Linked DNA regions of Homo sapiens: region 2 is linked to region 1. Evidence: chromatin contacts called from ENCODE Hi-C or POLR2A ChIA-PET data. All regions are on one chromosome and are shown on one strand. The core of a region is the stretch at or near the end of the contact, and the rest is flanking DNA. Distances in the headings are between cores, read along the strand shown.

The links. Hi-C counts contacts between places; a loop is a spot of excess contacts on that map. ChIA-PET counts read pairs that join two places held with the same protein, here RNA polymerase II (POLR2A). Pooled maps may share reads with other maps.
Region 2: a map with no recorded cell type shows a loop between it and region 1 (2.3-fold over the local background). The contact joins two enhancer-like sites. A Hi-C loop is called at or near these places in 1 of 168 maps with a recorded cell type or tissue (GM12878), 7 of 37 single-sample maps with no recorded cell type and 3 of 50 pooled maps. POLR2A ChIA-PET finds 5 or more read pairs at or near these places in 1 of 52 experiments (OCI-LY7).

The regions. Positions count from the first base shown.
Region 1 is chr10:48,664,432-48,671,523 of GRCh38, forward strand. No RefSeq gene overlaps it. Among named protein-coding and RNA genes, the nearest start is that of WDFY4, 17 kb to the right of the region's middle. RefSeq lists a silencer at 3,769-3,818 and an enhancer at 4,019-4,138. Within about 2 kb of position 3,705, at least 5 of the 41 ENCODE cell types and tissues checked have a DNase peak (open chromatin) inside an H3K27ac peak, as active enhancers do.
Region 2 is chr10:48,897,115-48,904,206 of GRCh38, forward strand. WDFY4 (WDFY family member 4) reads left to right here. Exons shown (of 62, transcript NM_001394531.1): 45 at 340-460; 46 at 3,107-3,192; 47 at 4,687-4,749. Among named protein-coding and RNA genes, the nearest start is that of LRRC18, 39 kb to the right of the region's middle. RefSeq lists an enhancer at 204-964. Within about 2 kb of position 3,402, at least 3 of the 41 ENCODE cell types and tissues checked have a DNase peak (open chromatin) inside an H3K27ac peak, as active enhancers do.

The sequences.
Region 1 (7,092 bases), core at 2,455-4,954:
ACTTCAACCAATGCTGCTTCCAGACCAGCTTATCCTAGTGTTACTTTTGGAAAATGCTTTCTTCTTGTTTTTTAAAAAATTTATCAAGCATTAGTTTCTTTAGAGATGGCCCTCCAAATCCCTTCCCTGTCAGTGTGCTCATGCCCTTCCTCCTGCCAAGAGGTGGAAATGATGCTACAGTAGTTCTGCATGTAGACCCTAAGAAGCCTGGAAGCTTCACTGTCTTTCTCTCTGGAAGCCAAGCTGTCATATTTTATAAGATTTGCACTGTCTAACGAATGATGAGAGGGCATGGAGGGAAAGAGAGTCTGCAAAGGAAGAGCACTGAGGCACCAGTCTTGTGAATAAAGCTTCCCTTGGATATTCGAGCTCCCAGCCCCCTAGTGAATGCAGCCAGGTGGCTCTCAGTCCATGCTGTGTGGAGCAGAAGAACCCCCCAGCCAAGCCCTGCCTGCTTCCTGTCCCACAGAATTGTGAGAAATAATAAGTAGTTGTTATTTCAAACCACCATATTTTGTTATGTAGCAGCAGATATCTGAAACACTCCTCAATAAAGCTTGGGAAAACTTGACTGTTAAATGTTTGATTGAGCACCTACTATTTCTTAGGTCTGTACTAGGGGCTATGGCTATGGAGATAAACAAGAAAAATTCCCTGACTCAAGAGCTCACTAATCAAAATGGCAAGGAGGAAATTATAACAGAGCAATTTGCAGAATGGATGAGCAATAGGAAAAGTGTAGGGGACTGTAGAGGACTAGGAGGGAGGGAGAATCCTATCCCACAAAGGCAGGATCAAGGACTGAAATCTCCCCCAGTGCCACCACCCAGCAACAACTACTGGGGGCAGTTTTTTTTTTTTTTTCAGTTGCAAGATTTAATAGAGTGAAATAGAGTGAAAACAGAGCTCCCATACAAAGGGAAGGGACCCAAAGGCGGTTGCCGTTGCTGGCTCGAATGCCTGGGTTTATATTGCAATCCTTGTCCCTCCCACTGTGCTCTCAGGCAATAGATGATTGGCTATTTCTTTACCTCCTGTTTTTGCCTAATTAGCATTTTAGTGAGCTCTCTGATTGGTTGGGTGTGAGCTAAGTTGCAAGCCCCGTGTTTAAAGGTGGATGCGGTCACCTTCCCAGCTAGGTTTAGGGATTCTTAATCGGCCTAGGAAATCCAGCTAGTCCTGTCTCTCAGTCCCCTCTCTCAACAGGAAAACCCAAGTGCTGTTGGTGAGGTTGGCTGATGACCACTCTAACTGCTTCCTGCTGAACTGGGGCATAGTAGGGGTTGTGCAGTTGAGATTTCCTCAGGAGGAGTGACTTCGATGTCATTAACACCAGAGCATGGGCTAGCAGGCCAGTCTAGGGGTCCGCGGGAGATCTTAGACATGGACTGCATCTGGGGTTCCATTTGAAGAACGATTTGTAGTTTTACAGTTTTAATTCTGGAAGACACAAACTTAACAAGGCGGTTAAAGATACAGGGATTGAAATGTATGGCCTGCAGTGCAGGGGATTACTTCTTTGGCACACTTCACAGGCCCTGACTATCTGCTTGATAGTTTTGAAAAGGCCTGGTTCAGTAAATAATAATTTGGCCATCTGATGGGTGCTATCGATGCCTAAGTGGAAGGTTTGGTGAAGGCTTTTAAGTAATTTTATTGGTTAGCTCCAGGCAAAAGTATTTTTCCTTCTTCAGTGGCTAGCCATCTGGAGGGGAGGAAAGTATGTCCTTGTGAGGTTCCTTATTCTATTTTTCCTGCTGAATACTGGGGCTTGGTTTCCCGGAGGGGATTACCCTGTACTAGGGGCCCTTCCATAAGCATTTCTAATGGAGGGTCCTGCCTTGCGGCTCTTTTGACTTTAAGATCCGCTTGGCGGTTCCTTTCTATTTCCCTTTCCTTTCCTTTCTGGTGACCCCAACAGTGTAAGACTGCCACCTCTTTAGGTTTCTGTATAGCCAATAGTAATCTCCTAATGGCTTCCTGATGTTCTATAGGTGTTCCCTCGGAAATTAGGAATTCCCTTTCTCTCCATATTGCTGCATGGGCATGGAGGACTAGGTAAGCAGACTTAGAGTCTGTATATATATTTACCCTTTTCCCTTCTCCTAATTCTAGTGCCCGAGTGAGGGTTATTAGTTCTGCCAGCTGAGCACTAGTTCCTGGAGTGAGGGGATTACTTTCAAGTATTCCTTTATTACTGACCACTGCAACCCCTGCTTTTCAAAGTCCTTTTTCTACAAAGGGACTTCCACCAGTATACAAGTTGAGGTTGGGATCAGTCAAGGGAACCTCTAAAAGGTCCCCTCAAGTGGCATAGGTTTGAGCGATTACTTGTTGACAGTTATGTTCTATCTTTTCTTCATTGTCTGGGACATATGTGGCTGGATTAAGAGTTGCACAAGTGCGCAGTTGCAGCACTGGCCCTTCAAGTAATAGAGCCTGATATTTAAGTAAATGGTTAGCTGACAGCCACAAGTCTCCTTTAGCAGTGAGTATGCTGTTCATTTCATGAGATTTCCACACAGTAAGATCTCTTCCCTGTATTATTTTAACTGCTTCAGATACTAAGACTGGGCAGTTTGTAGCATTTCTCTCCAGCGTTTTGTCAGTGGATTGATTTGCCATGGATGCAGTGACAAAGCTGGTTATAAATAATGTTGAAGACTCACTATGTGCTGGGTGCTGGGAGCCATTCCACTGCTTCCCTTGAAACCACTCAGAAAGAAGGCTACTGCTGTAGTACCCATTGGATAGATGAGGAAGCCGAGGCTTACAGAACTGAAGGTCAGGCAGCCAGTAAGGCACAGAGGCAGGACTCCCACCCAGGCACTTCAACCCCAGAGCCGGTGCCTGCAGCCAGACTGCTCACCTGCTTTCTAACTTAACATTATAAATTAAGCATATCCTTACGGTATTAAAAATGATGTCTGAAACAGCATATTACTCACTGTATACCATGTTACTTTAAAGTCTAAGATTGAACACTTCAGATTATTTCCAATATGCAGAGAGCACTTTTCCACATGAGGAGTTACTTTTGTGTTTATTTATGGGCCCATATTCTTCTATCATTTAAAAAATGGTTTGAAGGCCGGGTGTGGTGGCTCACTCATGTAATCCCAGCACTTTGGGAGACCGAGGCGGGCAGATGGCCAGGTCAGGAGATCAAGACCGTCCTGGCTAACACCGTGAAACCCCGTCTCTACTAAAAATACAAAAAATTAACCAGGCGGGGAGGTGGGTACCTGTAGTCCCAGCTACTTGGGAGGCTGAGGCAGGAGAATGGCATGAACCCTGGAGGCAGAGCTTGCAGTAAGCCGAGATCGCGCCCTGCACTCCAGCCTGGGCGACAGAGCAAGACTCCGCCTCAAAAAAAAAAAAAAAAAAAGGTTTGAAGCAAATGTATAAGAAGCCTTCTCAATGTTGGATCATTTTCTTAGGATAAATTCACAGAAGGGTAAATAACAAATATTTTAATTTTGGGGTTTTTCACAAGAAATTTCTGGAAGCAAAAGGCAATTGATCTTGGTGGGTGACAAAGTTACGCCCATCAATATTTACAGCAATTATCCCCACATTTCACAGTTTCTCCGGAAGCACAGAGAGGCACTTCTGCAGAGGACCCAGCCAGTTATAATGAAACTGCCCGTGAATTTCTTCTCAAAACTTGAAGTGAATCTGCGGCTAAGGTTTGAGAATTCAAATGTGCCCCCTGGGCTGGTCCTTCAGCAGACGAGGGCAAAAAGCAGAAGTGGCTTCACCTCCCTGCCCTTCCCCATACCTCAGAATTGGGCTAGCTTTTGGTAGGCCCTGCTGCGGGTGGGTGGCATGGGTCATTTGAGCCACACGTCTTCTTGGTATTTGGTGGTGGGGATGGGGACTCCTCCTTAAGAAGCAAATATTGCCACTGTTTTGCCTTCCCTGGGCCTGATGTCATCCCAAATGTCGCAACTGCTCATGAGGGCAGGCAGGGAGGGTCCTACAACCCCTATTTATAGATGCAGAGGCTCTGGAAATAACCTGCCCTACCAGCTGCTTCTCACCCTGCTTCTCTGGTGATGAGTCCTTCTTATGTTACCAATGAGTCTGAAAACCCCTGGGACCCTATTGGCCCCAGAGCCAGGGAGGAAGAAGCATTCCTCTTCATTTCCTCCTACTCTCTTATGTGAGGTAGTGGTAAGATCAGACAAACCTCTGATATAGTGGTGTGCTGGTAAATGCTTAACCCACCCCTAAAAAAAAGAATATAAATATATATATATATATACATATTTATGATTGTTATAAATTTTACTGCTATAAAGGATGTGTAATGAACACTTTACAAATAATAATAATAAAACAGGCAATACTCTATGTTGTAAATTCCTTATAGTTGATTGATTCTAACAGAATGCTTTCACTGATTTTTGCCAAACATTGGTATCCCTAGCCAATCTATGGTCTCAATTTAACCATTATTTGACAAATGGAGTTGCATTCCAATCCACAGCACTTTATCTAATACATTTATAGTCATGAAATCTGATGTGTAATCTGCTGCTAAGTGATGTCTCCTTCCCATACAAACTATATTGATTATCCTGCAGCCACTTTCAGATTCAGCACTAGCTTATATTGGAACTTCACTCATTTGTCAACGGGTGTGAGTGACTTTGTTTACTTGGATAATAGTTTTCAAATATGGGAAAAATATTATCTCAATCTTTGCACTATTCACAATGCAAGGGCTATAGACATAGCACAATTTAAGTTTAATCTACATTATTAACCTCCCTTTTCTGAAGTCTAACGAACAAAACAATAAACCAAGCCCTTGTTTGTAGGGTTTTCCAATTTCCATGGTGTAAATTCTCCCTCTGTGGACAATTGGAAGCTACCAACATGACATCCCTACATGCAGAGTTGGGAAGGAACATGCAGTAGCCACCAGGATAGAGGGTTTCCACCACTCAGAACTACAGGCGTGCCTCGCCTATTTAGGTAACAGCAAAATGTAATAGAGTGGTGCATTTTGAGTATTAATTACCTTTGTATAATAACATAAGTTATTAAATTATATGTTTATATAATTTAATTTTAGTTTTAATGGCACAGAAGTATCTTTCTTCTTTCTGGATCAACCACATAGAATTTCAATTCTACTGTGAATATTATCTTTGAAATCACAATATTGTCAATGCTATATATTTGCTTTCTAGTTTTTAGAGTTGACCTATAAACAAAGCAAGTAAGACACTTTTAGTTAGCTAATACAAATATTTTAAACCATGATGATATAAAAATAATAATATAGAAAACAAAAGATGGGGAGGAGCAAGGGAGGAAGAATAACTACATCAGTACAGATTGAATGTCCTTTATCCAAAACGCTTGGGTTTGTAACACAAAGGATAAATGCTTGAGGGGATGGGTACCCCATTCTCCATGATGTGATTATTTCACATTGCATTCCTGTATCAAAACATCTCGTGTACCCCATAAGTATATATACCTACTATGTACACCCAAAAATTAAAAACAAAGAAAATTAAACAAAACAAAATGCTTGGAACGAGAAATGTTTTGGATTTTTGATTGTTTTAGATTTGGGGATATTTGCACCATGCTTACTGGTTGAGCATCCCTAATCTGAGAATCTGAAATCTGACACAGCCCAATGAGCTTTTCATGTGAATATTATCTCAGGGCTCAAAAAGTTTCAGATTTTGGAGCATTTCAGATTTTCATTTTGGATTAGGGATACTCAACCTCTATTCTTGTCTTTCATAGTTGTGAATGCCATCTTAATTTGATACATAAAAAAGTGAATATACTATTTAAGGTCATGAAGGAAATTATTGAAAGGTATGTAAAATATAATGAACAGAGTTGAAAAGGCAACATTTAGAAGGATAAAATAAAAATATAATTACAAATCAGGAGTAGAAGAGAGTAAGAAGGAGATAGTGTAAGCACTCTAATTTTCTTATTTTTTATGTCTGAAGGCCCAAAGATATTGTCAAAAATTCATAAATCCTAAAGAAGTTTATTAGTTGAAGTTATAATGAAGATCAGAATATCTAAAAACAACTACTCTTGGTGATTATTTGGGCAAATGGAAAATGGTCAGGGGCAAAAGGGAAACTTCTTTTTATGTTCTTATAAACTGACTTTTGTTTTCCAGGTGCAAGTATTATTTTATAAGTAAAAAGAAACCAATATCTACTATTAAAAATGCAACTTCTGCTTCCTCCAGCCTGGACCTTATTTACTTTGCAGTAATCCCTTTTACAGTATATTTTGATTTCCACTATATGTAGAAACATCCCAGAAGGCCTGAAGTCACACTTAATTCCTGTGTCCAGTTCTCATGGCCCTTCACCTTCCCCTCCACCAGCGGGGGGTGGGGGTGGGGTGGGGGGGTTGGGGGGGGAGCAGAATTCTCCTGTTACACTGGAGAGCTGCCACATTTTGTGCCTGTCTACATCACAGTAATTCACAAAGTGCTAAACATTGCACTTTGCCATATGGTACATTCTTATTTTTCAATTCTCATTACCTCACATGTATAAACAAACAAACAAACAAAAAAGGCTTCAGGAAGTTCAGTGCCCTGCTCAGAGTCCTGCAGTTTAGTGGCTTACACTGGCAGGTTCCTTCTCTCCTGCAGCAGAGAATCAAGACAGAGAATCCAATATCCCCAGTGTATCCTCCCCCAGAAAATGTGGTGTTCCCCCGACAAAAAGAAGTCAATGTCTAATGTTCCCATCTTGTCTCATAATCCCTTTCAAAAAGGAGGAATTGCTGTCTGAGAGGGTATTTTGTTCCCCAGTGACTGAGGGCAGGGCAGGGGCAGGGAAGGCTTCCCCTCTCTTCTGGCCCTAGAGGCCCTGTAAATGCACTGTGCAGTCACTGACGTGCCCTCAGGCAGGGCCCTGGCGGGAAGGGGGCTGTTCCAGGTCTACCAGCTTCACACCCTTATTCTATTGAATTCTCATGAAAACAAAATCTGTGAAACAGCTGTGATCTTCATTTTCTGATGAGGGAACAGAGCCTCCGTGCCCCCGAGATCACTGGTATGACTCCAAAGATTTTCCCTCTTGCCCCCGC
Region 2 (7,092 bases), core at 2,152-4,651, 230 kb after region 1:
CACCCCGACCCTCATACCCTTTGTCAGCATCATCCTGGAAACTGCGCCGTCATATTGCTGTCCCCTGGCCTGGTGAGGCTGGCACCCCACCCTGTTCCTCCAGGGCAGGGCAGCTTTCACGTGTCAGCGGCCAGTGCTAGAGCTGACATGGGCAAGCACTCAGCAAGGATTTCTCAGATGAGTAGGGCTAGCACACTGGTTGGCAGTGACCACCGCACTTCTCTGATGTGTCATTGGAAATGTGGGTGGAGCTGGTGGAGGGCAGGAAGAAGAAGAAGCCTGCACGTGTCCTCACTCTGATGTCTGAACATGTGCCCTGCATGCCTGTTTCCTTTTCAGCATCAGCGATCCGTTCATTTTCAACCTGTGCAGCAAAGACAGGTCCACTGACCATTACTCGTGCCAGTGCCACAGCTACGCTGACATGCGGGAGCTACGGCAGGCTCGCTTCCTCCTGCAGGTAAGCACACTGGGTGCTGGCACGCCTGGGGCCTGCGAGAGGCAGGGCCATGGGACAGGTGGTCCAGGAGCCATCCAGAGACACACCTCTGTGACTCTTCTTTGTGCCTATGCACAGCCCAGTGCCCTTAAGGAGACACCCGCAAGTTCCCTGGGCTTGTGGTGGCCCTGGTCCCAGGTGGGAGTTCTGACTTCTGCTCCACTCTGCAGTCCTTGCCGTTGGCTGTTGGGCCTTTTGCTGTGTCTTTTAGGATTTAGCTGCTTCGCTGTTTTGCTCTTGACACAGCCCAGAGCTGCCTTGGAGATTTAGGAATACAGGGCAGGACAGATACATTACCTCCCAGTAGAGCTGATAACTGGGAGTAGAGTGCCTTCTGCCCTGTCCTGCCCACAGGGGTAAGACCTCCCTTGCTGACATACTCTCCCCCTTTCTCCCCAAGGTGCTCGCCTATTGCCAAGCTCCTGCTTGGCCCTGTTTCTGGGGCCAAGTGGTTTAGGGATCTCCCAGCTGCCCCCTCCAACCAGGATCTTTCAGTGCCTCACCCATGCCTTCAAGGGCTTAGCCAGGCATGCAACAGTGATGGTGGCTCCTTTCAGAGGAAAAGCTCAGCCATAAGCTGGTCATAACCTCCCACTTCTCATCCCACTTCACAGATAGATCACACTTTCTAGAAACATCACCTGAGCAGCAAAGGGAGTAGGGTAAACTTCAGGGGCCCCCAGTGACATCAAACACATGTTGCCTTCATTACCCCAAGCTCAGCAATAGCAAAGCTGCATCCCCAGTCCCTGGGCCTCCAGGGCAGCTGGCAGAAAAGGGGATCCTAGGGACCACGTAACAGGAGGGTCAGGATCTCTTCCCACCCTCTCTACAGGATCACTTAGTTCCAAAGGCCAGCAAGAGAGCAGTGCTTGGCCTAGATGAACTAGACATTTTTCATTTGTAAATCTATTTTCTGTACGTAGGTCATTGATTCATCCAGTGACCCCTCCTGCAAGAGGGCTCACTATCATTCTCTGAAACTGAAGCTCAGGGTGGCCTTTAAGGTGGGGGAATTCCTGAAAGGCCCCAGCTGCCCTCCTGTCAAGGGTTTGCCAGCAGCTCCACTCTAGCCCTCTAATGAGCACTCTTCCTCCCTCTGCTGCTTTTGCCTGCAACACAGTTAGTTCTCATTTTGCCTGAGCTTCCTGAGGGCCTTTGCAGGGTGAAGGAGCAGGAAGAGCAGAGTGGAAGTAGCAGCCCTGCCCTGATGGTTCTGGGCAGTGCTGCTGGTTCTGGGCCAATCTCCACCTCAGCTCTGCCACATTAGCTCCTGTGGGCACCTCTCTGGTTTCCTTGCCCTTCAGTGAGCGGGAGGCCGTGTCCTGCCTTTCCACTATTATACATACAGCACTGAGTACAATTTTAGGCACAAAATAGGTACTCAAAATTATTTTTTATGATTATATGTCTACCTCACATGTTATATAGAGTAGCAGATAGGTATCAGTCAGTGGGGTTTTTTCCCCAAGTACATGGTGATTGTTTCCAGAGGGTTGGTTCACCTGAAGTGGTGGAAGCCAAAGGGAGAGCTTTTTGAGCAAGGCCACCATTTGTCCATCCCTGGATTCTCCCAGGAGAAAGGCAGAGCTTGGCACTCAAGGTATCCAGGGCAAGCTGTACCCTCCACAAATTCTGCATTCACTTCCTGTTTTGCACATTATTTATATTTCTATTTGTAGAAAAAAATCCAAGAGTCTCCTGTTCACTAGCAGAGGAGAGAAGGTATGCAACATCCTTGCAGATACCTTCTCTCTGCTCAGGAGAGTTAATGAACTGGACTTTGAGAACTCACTTCCAGCCAGGTAGATGCAGGACAGGACTCTGCTATTGGGTGCAGTACCCACCTCTGAGTCTGAATCTTACCCCACCCCATCCTTCCCTCCATGTACAGGTCTCTTCTCTCCCTAACTCTCCCTTCAGCCCTGGGAATTCTCTCTCCTTGGCCTCATCTCATCCCTGAGGCTTATCTTATAGGTAACTCACTCTATCTCTTATTCCAAGTTTATTATTTACATAGCTTGGAATAGAAGGGAGTTAGAGAGGAAACAAGGGTGGGAGAAAAAAAAAGAAAAGATAGTTATGTGAATTTAATTTAGGCATTAAGGAAATACCCCTGACAAAAACTTTACTATGCCAGTGGGGCCACATCAAAATGGCCTCGGCAGGGGACCCTGTGCTGCTTAAGTCTGTAGATCAACCCATGATGCTGCCCAGCTGCACGCACTGAACTAGATTCCCTAGTTCAGTTTCTGGTAAGTTGACCCCCTGGCTCACCCATGCCATAACTCAGAAGTGAAAAAGTCTGAGGATGGCATGGGTGCTTTCTCTCGTGTCTGCTTCACGCTTGCCCTGGGAGTGGACCTTTCGCTTCCTGCTTCAACAGAACTCCAAGCTGTGGTCAGGCCCCCTGCCCTCCCACACATTCTGCAGAAGCACCCCATCCCTGTCACCAAGGTCTTCCTACCATGGGAACTCAAAAGGACGACCCAGGAAGGGTCTTCTGACACGGAGACCCGCAATGACCCATTTCCAGCAGCTGTGTCACCCTGGGGCGTCTCTAGTCCACAAAATATCAGGAGCATTAAAAGGGGCTTCTCTTCACAGGACATCGCCCTGGAGATCTTCTTCCACAATGGATATTCCAAGTTTCTTGTCTTCTACAACAATGATCGGAGTAAGGCCTTTAAAAGGTAAGAGCTTGAAAATCCTCCTTCTGAGGAAACTGATCCTGAACTGAGAGCAGAGGGGCAGAGAACACTCAGCTCTGTGCTCAGGAAAAGTGTTCTCAACCCACAGTGAACGCCACTCAGGCTGGGCCCAGGGAGGCACTGCTGGCCTGCAGAACTGCCAAGTCATGAAATGATGTACAGGAACAGGCAGAGAAGGCCCTTCCTTCAGTCCTAGGAAGCAGGCTCCATTTTCCTGAACTGAAGTGGCATAGAACAGGAAGTGAGAAAAAAATTACGCAGCTACCACAGAGTTAAGGAACTGGCTGTTTAATGGGCCTTCCAGAATGTTCTGGCTTTATTTTCTAATTTTCCAAGTAATTTTTTTGGCTTAATCTTTCTTTCTGATCCCAGTTGCCAATTTTAGTTGCTCCAATTTCATATTTCATTGGAAGGAATTCCAAACAACTGATTTCCCACATGTGCACTGAACATGTTTTTCTCCAGATGGATCAGTTTAAGAAATCTAAGCCAGTGTGTAAGTTCTTAATACCATGGTTATTTGTTTTTATTACCATTAAAGTTATAGATCAGTAGATTGGTTTGTAGTGAATCTAGAAAGAACAGAAAGGAAGGTCAGTTCCTCATCATTATAGACCACAGAGAGGCTGATTAACAGAGGGAGTGGTTATGTGCTGCTCCACATGGGCTGGAAGTTCTGAGGTGAGATTTGATATCCCCTGGCCAAGGAGCCCATTTTGTGCTCAGAAATTCAAGCCCTGCCTTCTAGTGGCCCTGTGGAACTGGCACCCAGGGCCCACTACTGCATCCAAGAGGCAGGGCCAGGGTGGAGAAAAACAACTGTAGAGAGGCTTTTGTGCTAGTTCTAGGCGCACTTCCTTGGACTCAGGTGAGCCTGCTCATGCGGTTCTTCCATGCTGCTGCTAGATTGCCCCCTAAAATTATATTCAAGGCCTAGTTTAGACCAAACCAAACAAGCAGACATACAACCCATTAAACTTGATTCATTTCCCCCTATGGTTTCTGTTCATTAAACAAAGTTTTTCACAGTTGATCTAGAAATCTTACACCTCCATAGCTCAGGATGTGAAGGTGGCCTAATGCAGACTCCACAACCACTACCCACTCGGCTCAAGGAGCCTGGCATTAAGATGGCATTTGTCCTCACAGCAACGCACTGGAATGTACAGCAGGATTGTTGACATTGGCAATGTTGTCAACTGCCTGGCCCAGAGGCGGTACCTCACACACACTGCCTAAGTAATTATTGTTTTATTGTTGTCATTGTTGGTATTAAGGCAATAGTGTGTAATGCCAGAGAGTGCTGAGGGTTGCCTCAGAGGTACACCCAGGCCTGGTGTTCACGACCTGGGGGCAGGATGGAGCGAGGGGGAGCAATAATGAGCCTAGCTTCCTGCCTGACTCCGGAAATGCCTCTGCAGCAGGAGAAAGGGTCTTGACTCTGCTGATGGAATTATCCCTTCCCTTTTCATGTAGCTTCTGCTCTTTCCAACCCAGCCTGAAGGGGAAAGCCACCTCGGAGGACACCCTCAGTCTAAGGTAATGGCGGGTAGCCATGCTGTCTGGGCATGGCACTGCCCTGGCTTTGATGTTCCTCCTCTGCCTCATCCCACTCTAAAGAAGTCTTGCAGAGAGCATGCCCAACAGTTTCCCTCATTTTTCTCTCTCCTATTCCTATACATCCTTCATCCTACTCCTGAAATTCCTTCTGCCAGTTAAACCTCTGTGAACAGACTTGAAGTCTCACATGCCCTGTGGCTTTTTCAGACCCAAGTGGCAGGAAGCCATCCTCTGCCTTTGGTGACTGGGCAGGTGGCACAGAGGTGTGGAGTCAGGCCCAGCCTTGGAGGTCAGGCCCTCCCATGGGGGTGTGTGAGCAATCCCATGCTGTCCCTCCTGTGATGAGGGTTTCTGAACGCTTAGAAGCTAAATTCATACAAGTTGGTGTGCGAATCAGACATTAATTTAGGAATCTGTGCTATGGGGCGTCTCTCCCAGTGAATGAATTGCTTGCAGTCCCCCCCGCCGCCGCCAGGTCCCCTTTCCAGCTACCCAGTTCTCTGGAAGGCCACTTAGGGATCAGTAGGTGTTTTTATTTCAGTCGGGGTGAGAATAGAAGAAGGTGGTAGCTGGTTTTCTACAGGAATGTGTGGGGACCAATCAAGAGGGTGTCCCCAGGAATGACATTCAAGATATTTATAATCAGTATAAAATGGGTCTCACTAATTCCTTCAAAATTATTTATTAATAGCTTGTGATACATGGTATTTGCTTGTTGATGGAGCAACAAGCAAATAGAAAAAAAAAATCCCCTGTCCTTATTGAGTTCACATTCTCACCAGGAGGACAGACATAAACCAATATAAATGAGTGAACTATAAAGCATATTAGATAATTATAAGTGTAAGTGTAAAAAACCAAGCAGATAGAGGTGGGCATTGAAATCTTAGATGAGGTGGCAAGCGAAGCCCTTATCAAGAAAACAATCTTTGAATTAATACTTGGCCGGGCGTGGTGGCTCACTCCTGTAATCTCAGCACTTGGGGAGACCAAGGTGGGCAGACCACCTGAGGTCAGGAGTTCAAGACCAGCCTGGCCAACATGGTGAAACCCTGTTTCTATAAAAATACAAAAACTTAGCCAAGCATGATGGCAGGTGCCTGTAATCCCAGCTACTTGGGAGGCTGAGGTGGGAGAATCGCTTGAACCCAGGAGGTGGAGGTTGCAGTGAGCTGAGATCGCGCCACTGCACTCCAGCCTGGGCGACAGAGCAAGACTCTGTCTAAAAAAAAAGGTGGAGAAACATGTTATGCAGTTAATTGAGTAAAGAGTGTGTCAGACCCAGGGAAGAGCAAGGCATGGCTGAGGCTTATCAAATTGGAGTGCAGGGAGTTAGTTGGGGTGGAGGTGAGGGAGGTCACAGGGGATAGTTGGTGCAAGATTCTCATGTCGGTTTTTATTCCAAATAGATGGGAAGCGTTGGAGGATTTTAAGCAGAGGGTTGATGTGAACTGACATATTAATAAGAATCACTCTGGCTGCTGTGCCAAGAATAGACTGGAGTGGGTCAAAGGCAGAAGCTGGAGACTAGTTAGGAAGCTATTGCTGGAGGCTGTTGCAGTAATCCAGGTGAGAGATGATGGTGGCTTGGATCAGGAACATGAAAGCAAAGATAATATGATGTGATCAGATTATGGACATGTTTAAAGGTACATTTGATGGGATCTGATGACAAATCAAGTGTGAGAAATGCATGTATGTGACAGAGGACTTAAGGATAAGACAGAGGATTTAGGCTTCAGCAATTGGAAAATTAAATGAGGATGATCAGAGAAAGAGTGGCTGTAGGGCCACTGTGGCTATCTGAAGCTCAGATTTAGACATGTGAATTTTGAGATGCCTATCATACATCTCAAAGACATCATGGAGCTATTGGGCATATGAATCTGGAGTTCAAGAGAGAGGTTCAAGTGAGACATAAATTTAGAATAGTGTTTAAAGTGATGAGAATGGGCAAGATTATCAAGAATGGATGCACATGGAAAAGAGATCAGAGGACTGTGCCCTGGGCACACCAAACTTACCCTCTGGTAAGGACATGGGCAGAGCCAGCTGAAGAGATGGGGAAGGAGTAGCCAGAAAGGTAGCAGAAACTGTAGGTGTGGAAGACATCCTGGAAGCCAGGTAGAGTGACTCAAGGTGGGAGTGGTCAAGTGTTGTTGGTAGGCCAAGTGGGATAAGAACTGAGAAATGACCATTGAGCTTTGTAACATGAGAGTCATTGATGACCTTCAATAGACTAATTGCAGTGGCTACCAGCAGAGGCTCCTATTGTGCCAGGCACTTACCCTTTATAGATTGTGGTGAAGTGCAAGGCATGCC